Linked DNA regions of Homo sapiens: regions 1 and 2 are each linked to region 3. A link is a contact called in ENCODE Hi-C or POLR2A ChIA-PET data. All regions are on one chromosome and are shown on one strand. The core of a region is the stretch at or near the end of the contact, and the rest is flanking DNA. Distances in the headings are between cores, read along the strand shown. Region 1 holds the start of EDF1 (endothelial differentiation related factor 1). Region 2 holds the start of MAN1B1-DT (MAN1B1 divergent transcript). Region 3 holds the start of PTGDS (prostaglandin D2 synthase).

The links. Hi-C counts contacts between places; a loop is a spot of excess contacts on that map. ChIA-PET counts read pairs that join two places held with the same protein, here RNA polymerase II (POLR2A). Pooled maps may share reads with other maps.
Region 1: a loop to region 3 is called in a pooled map, with 3 times the contacts of the local background. The contact joins the promoter of EDF1 here to the promoter of PTGDS in region 3. A Hi-C loop is called at or near these places in 5 of 50 pooled maps. POLR2A ChIA-PET finds 5 or more read pairs at or near these places in 8 of 52 experiments (A549, BJ, H1 and 5 more).
Region 2: a pooled map shows a loop between it and region 3 (3-fold over the local background). The contact joins the promoter of MAN1B1-DT here to the promoter of PTGDS in region 3. A Hi-C loop is called at or near these places in 3 of 50 pooled maps. POLR2A ChIA-PET finds 5 or more read pairs at or near these places in 5 of 52 experiments (GM12878, T-cell and WTC11).

Annotation. Positions count from the first base shown.
Region 1 is chr9:136,865,058-136,868,815 of GRCh38, forward strand. It overlaps EDF1 (endothelial differentiation related factor 1), which reads right to left and starts at 1,251. Exons shown (of 5, transcript NM_003792.4): 1 at 1,124-1,251. The coding sequence starts at 1,201. RefSeq lists silencers at 953-1,142, 1,243-1,552.
Region 2 is chr9:137,085,484-137,089,456 of GRCh38, forward strand. MAN1B1-DT (MAN1B1 divergent transcript) reads right to left here and starts at 1,334. Exons shown (of 1, transcript NR_027447.1): 1 at 1-1,334. MAN1B1 (mannosidase alpha class 1B member 1) reads left to right here and starts at 1,502. Exons shown (of 13, transcript NM_016219.5): 1 at 1,502-1,735; 2 at 2,592-2,700; 3 at 3,386-3,522. The coding sequence starts at 1,517. RefSeq lists silencers at 856-1,085, 1,636-1,865 and an enhancer at 1,426-1,655.
Region 3 is chr9:136,975,894-136,979,641 of GRCh38, forward strand. It overlaps PTGDS (prostaglandin D2 synthase), which reads left to right and starts at 1,611. Exons shown (of 7, transcript NM_000954.6): 1 at 1,611-1,799; 2 at 3,100-3,239; 3 at 3,330-3,406. The coding sequence starts at 1,686. It also overlaps LOC124902312. RefSeq lists an enhancer at 2,671-3,650.

The DNA.
Region 1 (3,758 bases), core at 1-2,500, 110 kb before region 3:
ATTTGGTTTTGACTGTGCAACCAGTAAGGGTAGGGCAGACCAATGAATCCCTGTCACCAGAGCCCCAGCGCATCCTGGCCCAACTGGCCTCAAAGGCTTCAGCCCTAGGCCACCTGAGGGTACGAATGAGGCAGAGGCGGTGACTAAACTGTCCTCCCTATTACATCAGACTCACAACTGACCCTCGGATCCATCAGCCACATTGGTAATCTCCTTCCACAAGTACTGTTCAGGGCACGCCCATCTTCCACCTGTGCAACAGGGTCCACCTGCTCATGGGGTCCCCTGAAGCAGGCACTCTCTACAGCCTGTGATGCACCCAGGCAGGCTCCCTGGGCAGTATCTGACCAGCGGAGACCAGTAGAACCAAGCAGGTCCCAGGCAGAGAGAAAACTCTCAGGGAGGAGCCTACCCCCTGTCCCCAGCTCCCACTCAGGTCACTAACCTCTGCCCCGTCACCCAGTCTCCCGCCCCAGGCCCTCAACTGCTGTCCAATGGCCCCCAGCCCTATCCCAACCCCAATTCCCCACCTTCATCGCTGGTTCCTGCTGCTTGCCCCAGTCCCCACCCCTGTCCTAAGCCCTGTACCCCACTCTACCCTGTTCTTCCAAGCCCTGTCCCCATCTCCATCCCTGCCCCCGTTCCCAGTGCCCACCCTGGTTCTCTGTCCCCTATCCTCACACAAGGCCCCCAGCCTTGTCCCCGTCCCCGTCCCCACCTCCTGCCTCTGTCCTCACACCTGTCCCCACCAACAGTCCCTGCCCCTATCCCCTCCCCGCCCCACCCTGGCACTGGTCCCGGCCCTATCGCCTGCCCCTTGCCCCGTCCGGTTCCCTGCTCCTCTCCTCCTCCAGTCGCCCGCCCCCTGCCTCCTGGGTCCGTCCATCCCCTCCTGGGTCCGCCCCCCACCTTCCCACCCCTGTCCTGGCCCGGTCCTCCTACCCCTGCGATTCGCCCCGCCCTTCGAACCCCGTCCTGCCCCCGGCACCCCAGCCTTGTCCCCGTCCCCTGCGCCCTGTCCCAGGCCCCGCCTGCCCTTCCCCGAGCCCCCTGCCCCACGGTCCGTGGCCCCGGCCCAGCGTCCGCCCCGCCCGGCCCGGCCGCTCCTCAGTCAGCAAAGCACCTGCTTGGATTTGGCCTGGGCGGCCGTAGGGCCCTTCTTGCGCAGCACCGTCACCGTGTCCCAGTCGCTCTCGGCCATGGCGGGCGAAGACGAGCGTCCGTCCGGCGGCTCAGCGGCAGCTGCTAGAGACCTGGCGCGGCGACGCTACGTCCCCTCGGCACCTCCCCGCTTTCGGCGTCCCATTGGCTGGCTGCACGCGGGGGGCGGGCACTTCCCGTGCTCGGGGCCATTCGGCGTTCGGCTCGTCTGAGGGACGTCGTGGCCGGGCGCCGGCGACGTAGGGAAGGCGACGTCGGGGCCTGGCCTGGCCTGGCGAGGCGCGGTAGCCGCTGGGGCTGCAGGTCGGGAGGACCCCGGAGCCCGGGCCCCGCGGCCTCCGAGCACACGCGGGCGGCGGCTGCGCCCCGACGCGCAGCCCCCGTGCCTCCCCGGGCCCCGCACCCCGGCCGGGCCACGCGGGCGGAGGGGGCGCGGGGTCTCCGCTCTAGCCGTGCGGCCGCCCCCCTTTGTTTTGCCGCCTGCGCGGCTGGGACCTGCGCTCGAGGACCAGGGCCGTGGGGCCCGAAACGCAGCGTGGGGTGGGACACTTTTTTTTTTTTAACTTTTATTTTTTGAGATGGAGTCTTGCTCTATCGCCCAGGCTGGGTGCCGTGGCGCGATCTCGGCTCACTCCGTCTCCCGGGTTCATGCCATTCTCCTGCCTCAGCCTCCCGAGTACCTGGGACTACAGGCGCCAGCCACCACGCCCGGCTAATTTATTTATTTTATTTTATTTTATTTTTAGTAGAGACGGGCCAGGATGGTCTCGATCTCCTGATCTCGTGATCCGCAGGTGGGACTCTTTAAGAAAAAGAACGCAAGCCGGGCACGGTGGTTCACGCCTGTAGTCCCAGAACTTTGGGAGGCCGAGGCGGGCGTATCACCTGAGGTCGGGAGTTCGAGACCAGCCTGACCAACATGGAGAAACCCCGTCTCTACTAAAAATACAAAATTAGCCGGACGTGGTGGCGGGCACCTGTAATCTCAGCTACTCGGGGAGGCTGAGGCAGAAGAATCAGTTGAACCCGGGAGGCGGAGGTTGCGGTGAGCCGAGATCGCGCTATTGCACTCCAGCCTGGGCAACAAGAATGAAACTGCGTTTCAAAAAAAAAGAAAAAGAATGGAAAACTGTGAAAACATCGGTTGCAAAAATGAATGGTTTTGCATGATGTTTATTTTCTGTAATGTATAAAGTGTATATGTTATATGACAATAATTCTGTAATACCCTATTTTCCAGCCGTTTTGTATAATGAGAAAGGTCATTATACATTATCATTGAACAACTTTTTTAGGATTTTTATTTTTATAGACAGGGTCTCACTCTGTGGCCCACGCTGGAGCACAACATTGAGATCTCAGCTCACTGCAGCCTCGACGTCCTGCGCTCAAGCGATGGGACTATAGGCGCGGCCCCCACGCCTGGCTAATTTTTGTATTTTGTGGGGTAGAGATGGGGTCTCCGTGCCGCCCTGGCTCGTCGGTCTGGAACTCCTGAGCTCGCGTGATCCTCCCGCCTCGGCCTCCCAAAGCCTGGGATTACAGGCTTGAGCCACCGCAGGCCCTAATCATAGTATTGACTTCCGGGCTTTGAATAGATGCTCCACAAACAAGGAACCTGATAAATGCAGTCTCCATCCAAAAAGAAAACATACATAAATGCTGTATTAAATTGGAAATGCTGCATTAGCAAATGCACTCCGCGGAGGAGACAACTGTAATTCTAACCAGGCAGTGGGAAGTTGAGTCTTCTGCTTACCGTTTTTCACACCGGATGATTGGAAGAACCTTGGGGACACACTGATGGCTCCGTCCATACAAACCTTGCTTCTCTGTTTCCCGCCGACTTCCAGCACCAAGCTCCGTTCGGCTAAGGACTCAACAGCCTCAGCCGGCCAGCAAGGATGTGCTTCCACTGAATGAAAATAATCTCTTGTGGCCGGGCGCAGTGGCTCACTTCTGTAATCCCAGCACTTTGGAAGGCCGAGGCGGATGGATCACGAGGTTGAGAGATCGAGATCATCCTGGCCAACACGGTGAAACCCTGTCTCTATTAAAAATACAAAAATCAGCTGGGCATGGTGGTGCGTGCCTGTAGTCCCAGCTACTCAGGAGGCTGAGGCAGGAGAATTGCTTGAACCGGGAGGCGGAGGTTGCAGTGAGTCGACGACACCGCACCATTGCACTCCAGCCTAGGGACAGAGCAAGACTCTGCTGTCTCAGAAAAACAAAAAAAAGAAAGAAAGAAAAAGAAAATATCCCATAAACTCTGACTGGATGTATCTCCACTCAAGTCCCCCTTTGTTGTGTGCCAAAAATGCTTATCGTCACTCCAGTGCCACCAGCCCCCAGGAAGATTGTGATGAAGGTGGAGTTGGCCTGGAAAGAGGCAGCCTTGTTAACACTGCAGTTCAGGCCTCCTAACATGACAAACTTAACCAACACCTGATCTCATGAACGCATTGGGAGGCCCTTTTCAGAGCCTGGGAGACCCATGCAAGTGGGGCTCAGCTAGCTCCGTAGTGAGCCTGGGCTGAGAGAGAGGGGACAGCTACATCTAGCTGTCCTCTGCAGGTGTCCACCAAGACAGCCGTTGT
Region 2 (3,973 bases), core at 84-2,583, 110 kb after region 3:
CTGCCTAAGCCTCCCGTGTAGCTGGGACTACAGGTGCCTGCCACCAACCATGCCCTGCTAATTTTTTTGTGTTTTTTGTAGAGACGGGTGTCTCACCATGTTGGCCAGGCTAGTCTTGAACTCCTGACCTCAAGTGATCCACCTGCCTCGGCCTCCCAAAGTCCTGGGATTACAGAAGCCACCGCGCCTGGCCCCAAGGGGAATCTTTTAAAAAAGAGAAGTTCCCATAAACTGCTTTGAAACCATAAAGACCAAAGGTTAGAAGGGTTTGCCGCAGGCGCTCCGTTGCTAATGTTTTTGTGAGGGCTTCTTCAGGGCCTCTTGTTAGAGTGTGACATAAACGACTTCATTTGGGTACCAGCAAGTGTCACAGGGGGCAGAGACCAGCAGAAACCTAAAGATGACCCCTAGAAGAGCAGGAGGCCAGGGGAACAGAGTTAGACGAGCCACGTGCTAAGCAGGACGTCGCTGCCGGGGGAGCTCTCCAGACACGCAGAAATGCCACAGTCAGGACCGTGGGACGCAGCGGATTCGCCCAAGGGCAGGAGCAGCCTGGCCAGGAGAGAATGAAGGAGGGGCCGGGCGTGAGGTTCGGCTGGGGAGAACCCAGGCAGGGAGGGCCTCGGGCGGCCACGGACGCCGCTTTGCCATTTTGGGCGTTTCTGGGGAGGACAACGCGTGCAGGAAGCGCAGTCATCTCAAGCTGACCTCCAAGGTTACCGAGTTCGAGGGCTGGGAGCCGGGTCTGAAAGCCCCGACCCGCCTATGGCGCGGGGACTGTGGGTCCAGCCGGCCGATTGGCCGCCTCGCTCGGCGCCGGTCCAGGCGCAGCGCTCGGGCCCCGGGGACCGTGAGATGCGGCGCAGCCAGCTTAGCTCGGGGTAGCAGCCACCCCAGCCCGGGTGCCGCCCGGCCTGGTCCGCGACTTCGGGAGGGTCCGGTCCTTCCCCCGGCCCCCACGCCTGGGTGAGGCCCTGGGCTTCTTGCCGGTGACCACGCGGCCAGGGTGGGCACCAGCCCAGGACGGCGCCCAAGGGCAGCCCAGCTCCATCCCCGCGCCGCGGGTTCCGGAACCGAGGCGCGGGACGCTGGGACTCTCTGCCAACATGGCGGCCCCGCCCGGGCGCCTCCCCGGGTCCCTAGTGTCTGCGTCTCCCGTGAGGGCGTGGGCAAAGTCGGTGCAGCCAGACGACAGGAGGCGAGAGAAGCCCAGCTCCAGGCCCATGAGGCGAACCACGTGGGAGCCCCAGACAGCGACCACGCCCCAGGCGAACCAAGGCCCGCCCCGTTGCTACAGCTACGCTCGTAGCACACCTGGGCAGGCGCTGCCGGACGCATGCGCAATGAACCTGAGGGCAGGGCGGAGTCGCAGCAGTTGTCTGACGCAGTCGCCGTAGGACGCAGCCCCGTACGCTGGAGCGCAGCGGAGACAGGCGCGGGCGCACTGGCCGCATAGAGACGCAGCGCACGCGCAGTCGCGTATCCGTGTGATGGGCGGGCTGTTGACGGCGCTGCGATGGCTGCCTGCGAGGGCAGGAGAAGCGGAGCTCTCGGTTCCTCTCAGTCGGACTTCCTGACGCCGCCAGTGGGCGGGGCCCCTTGGGCCGTCGCCACCACTGTAGTCATGTACCCACCGCCGCCGCCGCCGCCTCATCGGGACTTCATCTCGGTGACGCTGAGCTTTGGCGAGAACTATGACAACAGCAAGAGTTGGCGGCGGCGCTCGTGCTGGAGGGTGAGGGTCGCGCCGGGCTGACTGGGGCCCGGGGCTGCCGTGCCCGCCGCCCTCCCAGACTGCGGCTCCGAGCGGGACCTGGGCGGGCGGACTCGACTCCCCAGGCGCCGCCCTCTCCACCCCTTCCCCGCAAAAAGGGGCAAATGTGCGTTCCTGGTTGGGGCAGCCGTGGGCGGCTCGCCTGCAGCGGTCTCAGCGGCCCAAATTCTGCGGGGCGGTGGTGGGAAGAGGGCTCAGAGCCCCAGCAGGTTTTCTGGGCTTCGTTCGCTTTTCTGCAAGGTCCTGGCCCAGGCGCCTGCCCCTCTTGGAGCGGAAACCGGAGGTTCCCCGTGGTGTATGCTCCCCTCGGTACAGTGAGAAATGAGCCCCTCTTGATTGGCTCCTGGTCTGTTCGTGGTGGTCTCAGGCCGAAGGGCATTGATAACCACATGCGGACTGTGCATCGCCTGGGCGGTGCCTGGGCTACATCTGTGGGAGTCGCAGGAGTCTTTCTCCACTGTTGATGAAATGTGACAGAAATGTTTCTGCTTTTTTCTTATCCTCGTCTCATCTGCACCACTGTATTAACGACATCTGTAGTATTGTCCCAGCAATGTTCCTACTCCCTGCTGAGAGGGAACTTCTCCCCATTCAAAATAAATAGAGCTGGCCGGGCACGGTGGCTCATCCCGCGTTCCACCCACTACACTCCAGCCTAGGTGTAACAGAATGAGACCCTGTTTCCAAAAAAAAAAAGAAATAGAGCTGAACACTGGATCTTCCAGAAGAATTCCTTATTGTCCTCACAGTTTGTGACAGTTGAGACGTTCCGTGTGATATATTCAGTAAGAAATGTCATTCTCTGTACCTCCCTTAGAAATGGAAGCAACTGTCGAGATTGCAGCGGAATATGATTCTCTTCCTCCTTGCCTTTCTGCTTTTCTGTGGACTCCTCTTCTACATCAACTTGGCTGACCATTGGAAAGGTATCAGAAACACGTGTACTTGAAAACGATATCTGTGTTGAGGGTTGATTGGGCAGAAGCAATCTTGCATTCTACCTTAAACAGCTCCAGGAGGCATATATGGCAACGAATTGGCAAGAAATCAAGATAAAGAGAAAGGTAGAGCTGTATGTAACCACCTGGCTAGAACACAGATGTTAATTTGATGCTGTCTGACTACTTTCTAGGTCTCTGGTGTAAGTACTGATATGTCCAGCCTCCCTTATAGAGTAAGTCAGCTGGTGGGCTTGAACACTCAGCCTAAATAACCACACAAATTTCGTAGCACTCATTAGCGTGTGTTTGGAAAAGACCAGGCAGAGTTCTGGTGAGGATGTGGAGAATCTCTTCTCACTTGGTCTAAGATGCTTCTCTTTGGAGCAAAGCTAAAGGGCTCCTGCCCACCTGCCACATGCTGAACGTCCCTGAATGGAAAATAGGAAGGCAAAAGATGTGGGGTTCTGTGTTATGGACAAGGACACAAACTGCCAAGTGTTTTGAAAAAGATTTCATTCCCTTGGGACATTGTTGAATTCATTTCAGTGACTATCAGGTATCATAATGTTGATTTGTAATGGATAGTGCCTGCCAAGTGTTTTTATAAAGCAGTTTAAATCTCTTGTAGGCCTTGTGGCATATTTGAAATAAAATAGCTTCTGTTATTCAGCTCTGGCTTTCAGGCTAGAGGAAGAGCAGAAGATGAGGCCAGAAATTGCTGGGTTAAAACCAGCAAATCCACCCGTCTTACCAGCTCCTCAGAAGGCGGACACCGACCCTGAGAACTTACCTGAGATTTCGTCACAGGTACTTTGAGCAAATGGTGTGGGGTTATAACTGGGGTTCAATCCAGAGGCATTTCAAACCACTGAAGATTGAGAAGAATTATTTTCCTTTACCATTTATTACCACGTGTTTACCTCTCTCTCGTTTTGGACTGGTCGGATAATACTTGGGGAAAGAGAGGCGTAGTCTTTGCTTCATTCTTTTTGAAGACCAGCCATGGCCAGTTCCGGTTTTACTTCTGACTGTGCAGTGTTGAATAAGACAGACCTGTTTCCTCTCAAGAGGCCACAGCTGGTAGGAGAGGCTGGTGAGAAGCCAGGCACAGATGGGCAGAGGCAGATGGCACATGGTGTACATCCTATGTGGAAAAGAGCAGGGCGCTGGTGAAGAACAGTGGCTGGTCCTGAGGGTTCAGGGGAGGCCGTGGCACTGAGGGCAAGATCTGAGGGCTGAGAAGCTGCTGGCACCGGGC
Region 3 (3,748 bases), core at 361-2,860:
GGGCAGGAGGCCAGTCTTGTGGTGATATCCCAGCCGCAACTCTCTTCCTGCCCCTCCCCTGTCCTGACGGCAGCCCCCAGCTCTGTAGCTGAGCCAGGCTTGCGGGCCACGCGGGGTCCCGGGTTTAGGCACCCCACCCCTATCTGTTCCAACAGACTCTCCCTCTCAGCCCATGGCACAGATGGCATCTGAGCTAGCAGCACGCTGCTGCTTCAGGCAGGGGTTGATAGGAGGTCCAGGTGGAGGAGTGGGTTCTCAGGACTGCCTTGGCCCCCCTGCACCGCTGCCCTCCTTCTCCCTGCCTCTCAGGTGCCTCCCGGCTCCCTGGGACTCACTCCCTCACCTTGGCCTCTGCCTGGGATGCTACCCGGCCACCCCCACCAGCCCTGACACCAGTGCTGCCCACTAGCCCCTGCTGCTACATAGGCATGCGCCTCCCCCAGTCTGGGCTCCTTGACCCCCGGGCACTGGGGAAGGGGAACAAGGAAGCAGTCCACACCAGCCCACTCCCAGGGCTCGTGCGCCCCCAGCAAGGGATGGGCCACAGAATCCAGGAAGAAGACGGGCTCCGGCCCCCAGTGGTCGCCAGCAGCCCCGTAGAAGCTCACCACCCCACCCCATCCGACTCACTCCTGCTCTCATGTACATTTCCCAGCTCCCCACCCGGGCTCACCTTCAGACCAGCGGCAGCGCTCACCCACCACGCCTGCCAGGGAAGCTCAGTCCCAACAGAATCCAGAGAGGGCCCACCACATGTGCCTGCCTGTGACGGCCTGTGACAGGGCCCCAGCCAGGGCCAACGAGCTGGAGGGGCCCAAGGAGCTGGGTGCAGCGCTGGGGTAACAGGACAGCCCCACGGGGTGCTCCCGAGTCTGGACCAGACTCGGGGTGGGGAGGCCCAGACTCGGCGGGGGGCAGACTTGGGGTGGGGGGATTGCTGGGGGAAGTTGGGGCCTCTGGCAAGGGATAGGGCCTGTGCTCAAGCCCAAAGGTGCCCCAGGCTGAAATGGGCACCCAGGGGTCACTATCAGAGCCCCAACAGCTGGCCATGGGGGAAGCCATGCCCAGCAAACCTGGCCCTCGGGACCCTGCGGGCCAGATCAAGTTTCTCTACCTTGGCCTGAGCTTCTCATCAACACTTCACTTGCTGGGCGTTTCAGGACCAAACTCTCAGGGTGGAAGTGGGGCTTGTGTCCCCTTCTGGGGTGGCAGGGCTCGGAAAGGGAATGATGGTAGGGGCTGTGAGATGTGGGTCCTGGCCCCCAGTGGGAAGTCACCAGAGGCCTCGGAGGCGGGCATGGCTGAGGAACACAGCCCCTGCCCTATCAGGGCCGCTGGGTTGGTGGGCCCTGCCAGCAGGAGGAGGGTGGGCAAGGTCCCTGCCAGCTCTGTCTCTGGGACCAGTGGGCAGGGGCCTCTGCCTCACCCCCACGCTGCCTCAGCTGGGGCAGCAGGCCCAGGCCTCTTGCATAAGCGCCCTGTGGGGGACGAGGCTGCAGCTGTGCCTGGCCACCCCATCCCCCAGCATCACGAGTGTTCAGTGGGCTGTCCCCGGGCCCTGGGTGGAGGCCAAGCCTGGCCCATAAATAGGGGTCTCCTCAGTGCCCTCCGCTCCTCCTGCACACCTCCCTCGCTCTCCCACACCACTGGCACCAGGCCCCGGACACCCGCTCTGCTGCAGGAGAATGGCTACTCATCACACACTGTGGATGGGACTGGCCCTGCTGGGGGTGCTGGGCGACCTGCAGGCAGCACCGGAGGCCCAGGTCTCCGTGCAGCCCAACTTCCAGCAGGACAAGGTGAGGGGCTTTCCTGCGTCATCCCCAAGGGCTACAGGACCCTGTCAGGGGAAGGGCACTTTCCGGCTGGGTCTTCCCCCTGGGAGGAGTGAGCGAAGTCCCGCAGTGCCGGGCAGTGCCGGCCAGGGACTGAGCGGGCGCGCAGGAAGGAGGCTGGGTAGCCGCCCGAGGAGGCTGCCCGCGAGAAGCCCTCCCTGGGCACCGCGTCCCGTCTCCCCTGATGGGCCACGCAGACACCGGGCCACACACGCGCCCACGCCAGCCAGACACGTCCACCCCTGTGGGCACGCGACCCCCAGAGGACACACGAGCGCACGTTCCACACCTGGGTGCCAGGACACGGGCGGGTGGGGCACAGGGATGGCGACAAACACTCCGTGCGCGGTGGGGGTTGGGAGGGACGCGCACCGCACAGACAGCCGGCGACGCGCGCTCTCGCCCGGGAGCTGCTCGGGGAAGCGCCGGAGCGCGGGTCCCCGCGCCGCGCGCCCCTCCCTGGCGTCGAGGAGAACCCCAGCGGTCCGCAGAGCTGAGCCGAAGACCCGCCCCGATCCCCGCCAGGAATGCGACGTCCTCTGCCGCCCGCTGTATGGGCCAGGCGCTCAGCCAGGGCACAGAATCGGGACCGGGGGCGGAGGGGCCGAAGCTGGCTGGTGGGCGGCGTGCGAGGGTGAGGGACTGTCCTCGGGAGGGGCGTGGCCAGACGGGGGTGCTGGGTGTCAGGGGCGTGGCCAGCTTCTGGGGCTGAGGCGTGAGGGGCGGGGCCATCTCCGGGGGAGGGGGAAGTGGGGCGTGGTCATCTCCTGGGGCGGGGCGTGAGGGGCGGGGCCACCTCCCGGGGCGGGGCGGGGGCCTGATGGGCGTGGTCAGCTCCTGGGGCGGGGACGTGAGGGGCGGGGTCAGCTCCTAGGGGGGCATGGGGCGTGAGGGGCGCGGTCAGTTCCCTGGTTGTGGACATGAAGGGCGGGGCCAGCTCTTGGGGCGGGGTCGTGAGGGGCGTGGTCAGCTCCTGGGGCGGGGATGTGAGGGGCGGGGTCATCTCCTGGGGCGGGGATGTGAGGGGCGTGGTCAGCTCCTGGGGCGGAGATGTGAGGGGCGGGGTCATCTCCTGGGGCGGGGATTGAGGGGCGGGGGTCAGTTCCTGGGGCGGGGCGTGAGGGGCGTGGCTGCTCGGGGGATTGGGCGTGGGGGCGGGGCCGGGTTGGAGACCGGAGGAGTAGACGGCAGAGGCGCCCCCGCAGGTAGGCGCAGGTGGGTCCGGAGGGTCCTGGCCGACGCGGGTGGGGGTCGCTCGCCGCAGTTCCTGGGGCGCTGGTTCAGCGCGGGCCTCGCCTCCAACTCGAGCTGGCTCCGGGAGAAGAAGGCGGCGTTGTCCATGTGCAAGTCTGTGGTGGCCCCTGCCACGGATGGTGGCCTCAACCTGACCTCCACCTTCCTCAGGTGGGACAGCGGGCAGGTGGGTTTCTGGGACGGAGAGGTCCAGGGACACCCTCGGGCCTAACCCCTGACCCTGAGGTCACCCACCTACAGGAAAAACCAGTGTGAGACCCGAACCATGCTGCTGCAGCCCGCGGGGTCCCTCGGCTCCTACAGCTACCGGAGTCCCCGTGAGTGGGGCCTCCACCGGCCCCCTGGGCCCAGCCTGGGGGCGACACTTGCCGGGACGACTCTGGGCCAGCCCCCTGCCGCGGAGATCCATGGGGTGGGAGGTGATGGCTGCCCCACCAGCGTCAGAGGCAAAGGCCAGGCCTGGGCGTGACTACCCATGCACAAGTGTTAGGGACAGAGAGACCCTTCCTCCAGGGGGTTGGATCCTCTCTGGAGCCCACCATTGTCTTGTCAGGCCCCTTCCCTGCCCTCTGGAGTTTTCCCCACATAAGCAGCCCCCCAAGGCCCCTCCATATGCCTCCTCCCAATTCTCCTCCCCAGGACCCAGGGGTTTCCTCACT